2 separate regions of the Homo sapiens genome follow, and region 2 is linked to region 1. Evidence: chromatin contacts called from ENCODE Hi-C or POLR2A ChIA-PET data. All regions are on one chromosome and are shown on one strand. The core of a region is the stretch at or near the end of the contact, and the rest is flanking DNA. Distances in the headings are between cores, read along the strand shown. Region 1 overlaps LINC02613 (long intergenic non-protein coding RNA 2613). Region 2 holds the start of GEMIN6 (gem nuclear organelle associated protein 6).

Region 1 (2,981 bases), core at 332-2,831:
CAGAGCTAAGTTAAAAACTGTGGGGTTAAGGCAGGGCACAGTAATGCCTGTAATATCTGTGCTTTGGAAGGCTGAGGCAGGAGGAGTGTCTGAGGCCAGGAGTTAGAGACCAGCCTGGGCAACATAGTGAGACATGACTGTGTCACTGTACTCCAGCCTGGACGACAGAGTGAGACTCTGTCTCTAAAAACAGAATAAAACAAAACAAAAAACCTGTGGGACTACCTGAGGTCTAGGACTAGATTGTCAAGACAGGAGAAGGGTAATGACCTGGGCAGCACAGCAAAGGCTTCTGGAAAGGACACACACAGCTTCTTATCTCTGCTCTCTATATCCTGCTCATGACTTCAAGACGTCATGGTGCTTTTCTGAACCTCAGTCTCTTCATTTGCAGCATGGCTATAATATCCATACTATCCACCTCACAGGGTTCTCGTAAGAATAGAATGAGTTACCATATATACATAAACTCCATCCTCAGCACACAACACAGGACTTAGTGGCTGCCTCTCATTTCAGGAGAACTCACATTTCTTAGTTCACTGGGAAAAGGTTGAGATTGGCAAGTATCCCACATCCATTAGAGAGGTGACTCAGCGATTATCCTTCTAAGGATTAAAAACAGCTTTATCAGGCAGCCACTCTGCTGCGATGTACATGATTTAATTCAATTTAATCATCTCAACAACCCTACAAGGAAGGTATTTTCTTCCCCCTTAGACAGAGGATGAAATCAAAGTTCAGAAGAGTTGATTACACCCTGCCTGAATTCACCTAGGGATTTGAACTCAGATCTGTCTGACTTCAGGTTCATTTACTTTTTACTCTGCCCCATTGGCTTTCAGCTTTGATAGATATGGAAATAAAACCTAGCCCTTCACATCAGGCCATTATCCTATACACCCAAGTAGGCCATGGAGAAATGGCCTTTCTCTAAGGGGAAATGGGATCTCTGGAAAAGTCACCTTGCTTCTGGGCCATTGCATGGAGACAGCTGGGGTCCAGTGAGATGCCAGTGCCCAACAAATGGGCACCAGCTCTTCATCCTCCTCTCTCTGTCTCTCTTTCTCTAGCATCACATAGGATGACCTCAAAGCCAACAGCTATGGAATGCATCTTCCTGGCCTCACAGGTCTCTTGAAGCTGCCGGCTGCCCCCAGCAATCAAGCCAGATGGATGTTTTGGGTGGAAGCCTAGCTGGGAAACAGCTTGCGGGCTGAGCAGGGGTGTTCAGTGGGCAAGGGGCAGGCTTCACGCTAACTCTTTCTCCATGCAGTGCTGCTTCCTCCTTCTGGCCTGCTTTCTGATGTCCCCAAGGCCTTTTCAAGTAGGAGTGGAAGGACAGAGTGGATGTGGCCAATCAAGAAACAGCATCCTCTAATCAGGTCACCCAGGCAGCCCCTCATCTAACCCAGCTGGCTCTGAGCCCTTTGCCTGGGGATCATTCTGTTTTGTAACAGCAAGGCTGACCTCAAGCGAGGCCACTTGGTCTGGATCTTTGATCTAAACAAGCACGAGGGCTTTCTCTCTGGAGACTTCTGTCTTGTTGGCAGGTCTCCAGAAGGGGGCGTTGCTGTTGCATGTGTCAATAGGATAGTAAGATTTAGGAACAAGCTGCAGTCGTTTAGGCAAGGGAGGTTGCGAGTTAGTCCTTTGCTCGGACTGCTTTTGTCACCAAGGGTAAGTGCTTGCTGATGACTTTTGCTCCGGTACAGAAGTATCTAAACTTTCCAGAGATGTGTAAAAGAGAGCCTTATAAAATTTAGGAGAACACATCAAAGTTACTAGATAGAAGGTCATTATACAAAAATTAACTTGCATTTTAAGGTACCAACCACAGTTAGAAAATAAAAAAATTTAAAGCTAACACCTATAAAAGAAACAAAAGCTATAAGGTACCAGAAATATATACATGATCTTTATGAAGAAAATTATAAAACTTTACTTGTTTAGGTATTCTTTTTGTTTTGTTTTGTTTTTGTTCTTAGGGTTTTTTAGAGACAAGGTCTCTCTCTGTTGCCCAGGCTAGGGTGCAGTTGGCACCATCATAGCTCACTGCAGCCTTGAATTCTTGGACTCAAGCAATCCTCCTGCTTCAGATTCCCAAGTAACTGGGACTACAGGTGGATGACACCACACCTGGCTAATTTTTTTTTTTTTTTTGTAAAATAGGATCTCACTATGTTGCCCAGCCTGGTCTCGAACTTCTGGCCTCAAGTGATCCTCCTGCCTTGGCCTCCCAAAGTGCTGTGATTACAGATGTGAACCACTGTGCCTGGCCTAGGTATTCTTTAATAGATAGATAAGATGTATTTATGATATGAAGATACAGTGTCATAAATTTCTTTTTTTTTTTTTTTTTGAGATGGAGTCTCACTCTGTTGCCCAGGCTGGAGTGTAGTGGCATGATCTCGGCTTACTGCAAGCTCTGCCTCCTGGATTCATGCCATTCTCCTGCCTCAGCCTCCCGAGTAGCTGGGACTACAGGTGCCCACCGGCACGCCCGGCTAATTTTTTGTATTTTTTAATAGAGACAGGGTTTCACTGTGTTAGCCAGGATAGTCTCGATCTCGTGATCTCGTGATCTGCCTGCCTTGGCCTCCCAAAGTGCTGGGATTACAGGTGTGAGCCACTGCACCCAGCCTTGGTGTCATAAATTTCAATTCTTCCCAAATTATAAATTCTTTGTGACTCCAACCAAATTCACATAGGATTTTTTTTATGGGTCTAGACAGGATGATTCTAACATTGTTCTGAAAAAGGACCAAAAATAGTTAAGAAATTTTGAAAAACACAAGATGAGCGACTCACCCTATAAGACTATAAGACCTGTTAAATTAAGACTGTGTGGCTTTAGCCAAGAAAGAGACAAACAGACCAATAGAACAGAATAGAGACTCGCAAAACAGATCTCTGTACTTATGAAGACTTGATATATGACAGAGGTGACATGCAGATGAGTAGAGAAAGAATAAATTATT
Region 2 (2,700 bases), core at 86-2,585, 270 kb before region 1:
AAGTTCTCATATGTAGGCCGGGTACAGTGACTCAGCCTGTAATGCCAGCACTCTGTGACGCTAAGGTGGGCAGATCCTTGGAGATCAGGAGTTTGAGACCAACCTGGGCAACATGGCGAAGCCCCGTCTCCACAAAAAATACAAAAATTAGCCAGACGTGGTGGCAAATGCCTGTAGTCCCAGCTACTCGGGAGGCTAAGGCAGGAGAATCGCTTGAACCTGCGAGGTGGAGGTTACAAAGAGCCGAGATCTCGCCACTGCATTCCAGCCTGGGTGACAGTAGAACCCTGTCTCAAACAAACAAAAAATTCTTATATGAAAATATTAATAATTAGCTTTTCATTTATCTGCTTTCTTAGTTTGTCTATAACATACAGGCAGCACAAAGGGGTGTCAAGATTTCAGGCAAGTAGGATGCATACTCACTTGGCAGAGACTGGGTCTGTAGTTAAAACCCATCCTTTATACTCATTCTTCTCACTGGCTGTCACTCGGACCTCTTTGTAAATGTAATCTTGCCATTCTAAGGGGCCTTTCTTCATCCATTCACTCATGATTGCCACCTGGCTAAATCTGAAACAACCACCAGTGCTGGTTAATATATGTTCCACGTAAGCAAATGTCTTATCCCTAATCTCCATCCTATCCTAGAGACAGAGAACATCTGTGATTTGCCTCAAGTTCGTAATAAGTAACTTAATACAATTAAGTATTAATGCATGTACTGATAGGAACTGATACTATAGTTGGGGAAAAGAACACGTGTAAAGGCTGCTTGAGAATTTTTATCAGGAAAAGGAAAATAGTTAATATGTACAATTCGGCCTAAAGCAGAGGGGTCACCGATTTGCCGCGGGTGCAGTCTGAGGAAATTCATCTGGCACAGGTCTATTCCGATCCACAACCACATTCCAAATCGCTTTCACTCTGGCCTGCAGATGATGCTCAAACCCTTCAACTCTGCTTTTCCTTCCATCGATCAAAGGAGTTCACCCCACTCCTCAACTGAACCAGAAAACTCTCCTGATATCCACCCACGCGCTCTCTGGCTCTGTGTCTCCGCTGGATCCCGCCATCGAGAGGCTCCCCCGATTTATGACAACTGCCCCTTAAAATTTGTTTGAAGGATGCACAAACGAAGGGCCAGCGGCTACAGCTCTAGAGCTTAGATTTCTGGTCCTGTCCTGCAGCCACACGATACCTAACACTGTACTAAAAACCAAATGGTACTTAACGTTTAACCCTGACAAACGAGAAAAATACCAGTTAAAAAACTCCTCGCAACTCTGGGTACTCAGCAACCATGCTTTGAGGAAGGATCGTTGAGCGGAGACCGCCTGAGACCAGCATGCTTTGCGCCGATCGTCACTTCCTTCCCCCAGAAACCTCTGTTTTGTAGTCCTACTTGGAGGTCTGAGAGTCGCGGGACCTAGAGTGCAGGGTGCGGACAGAGTCTAAGATTGTTCTGTAATAATAATAATAATAATGAACCGCCATGTCCTCTAAGGCTATCCCTCTCCATTGCCACGACGGACAGTTCAAATAATCTTTTTTTCTTTAAAGAGGAAAAAGCGGCCGGGCGCGGTGGCTCACGCCTGTAATCCCAGCACTTTGGGATACCGAGGCGGGTGGATCAGGAGTTCGAAACCGGTCAGGAGTTCGAGACCAGCCTGGCCAACATGGTGAAACCCCGTCTCTACTAAAAATACCAAAAATTAGCCGGGCCTAGTGGCGGGCGCCTGTAATCCCAGCTACTCAGGAGGCTGAGACAGGAGAATCGCTTGAACCCGGGAGGCGGAGGTTGCAGTGTGCTGAGATCGCACCATTGCACTCCAGCCTAGGCAACAAGAGCGAAACTCCGTCTCAAAAAAATTAAAAATAAAAATAAATAAAGAGGAAAAAGCTCGTGCCAGGTCCTCAATGATAGTAGACTTGGAAATGCACTTTCGCCTTAGAATCAAAGCACATGAACCCTCAGAGTAAATCCTAAAGCTCTAGGAATGTGAGGTGAACGTGCCGTGGAGAAGAGCGATAGGGTTGCTACAGGAAAGGGGTCCTGATCCAGACCCCAGGAGAGAGTTGTTGGATCTCGCGCAAGAAAGAATTCAGAGCGAGTCCGCAGTGCAAAGCAAAAGCAAGTTTAGTAAGAAAGTAAAGTGGTGAAAGAACAGCTGCTCCATAGACAGAGTAGGATGTTCCCGAAAGTAAGAGGAAAGTGTCCACCCTAGATACAATAGTCCTATGTATGAGGAGATGCGCTCTGCTACAAGGGTTTATGATAAAGGATTAATTTTCTTAATTACTATATTTTTCAAGCATCAATACTATTATCTTTAAAGCAAAATTAGGAATGCCTTTGTTCTCCAGGTATTGCGATATCTGGACACTCCCAAGTCTGGGTCTGTTTAGTAAACTTTTTTTTTTTTTTTTTTTTTTTTGAGACAGAGTCTCACACTGTCACCCAGGTGGAGTGCAAAGGTGCGATCGAGGCTCACTGGAACCTCCACCTGCCGGCTTCAAGCGATTCTCGTGCCTCAGCCTCCCTAGTGGCTAGGATTACAGGCATGCACCACCACATCTGGCTAATTTTTGTATTTTTAGTAGAGACGGGTTTTTGCAATGTTGGCCAGACTGGTCTCAAACTCCTGACCTCAAGTGATCCGCCCGCCTCGGCTTCCCAAAATGCTGGGATTACAGGTG

What was found. Hi-C counts contacts between places; a loop is a spot of excess contacts on that map. ChIA-PET counts read pairs that join two places held with the same protein, here RNA polymerase II (POLR2A). Pooled maps may share reads with other maps.
Region 2: a pooled map shows a loop between it and region 1 (2.7-fold over the local background). The contact joins the promoter of GEMIN6 here to the enhancer-like site in region 1. A Hi-C loop is called at or near these places in 1 of 50 pooled maps. POLR2A ChIA-PET finds 5 or more read pairs at or near these places in 2 of 52 experiments (Caco-2 and GM12878).

The regions. Positions count from the first base shown.
Region 1 is chr2:38,507,116-38,510,096 of GRCh38, reverse strand. The region is part of intron 1 of LINC02613 (long intergenic non-protein coding RNA 2613); the gene reads left to right. Among named protein-coding and RNA genes, the nearest start is that of LINC02613, 7.1 kb to the left of the region's middle. Within about 2 kb of position 1,581, at least 15 of the 41 ENCODE cell types and tissues checked have a DNase peak (open chromatin) inside an H3K27ac peak, as active enhancers do.
Region 2 is chr2:38,776,845-38,779,544 of GRCh38, reverse strand. GEMIN6 (gem nuclear organelle associated protein 6) reads right to left here and starts at 1,335. Exons shown (of 3, transcript NM_024775.10): 1 at 1,264-1,335; 2 at 427-573. The coding sequence starts at 554.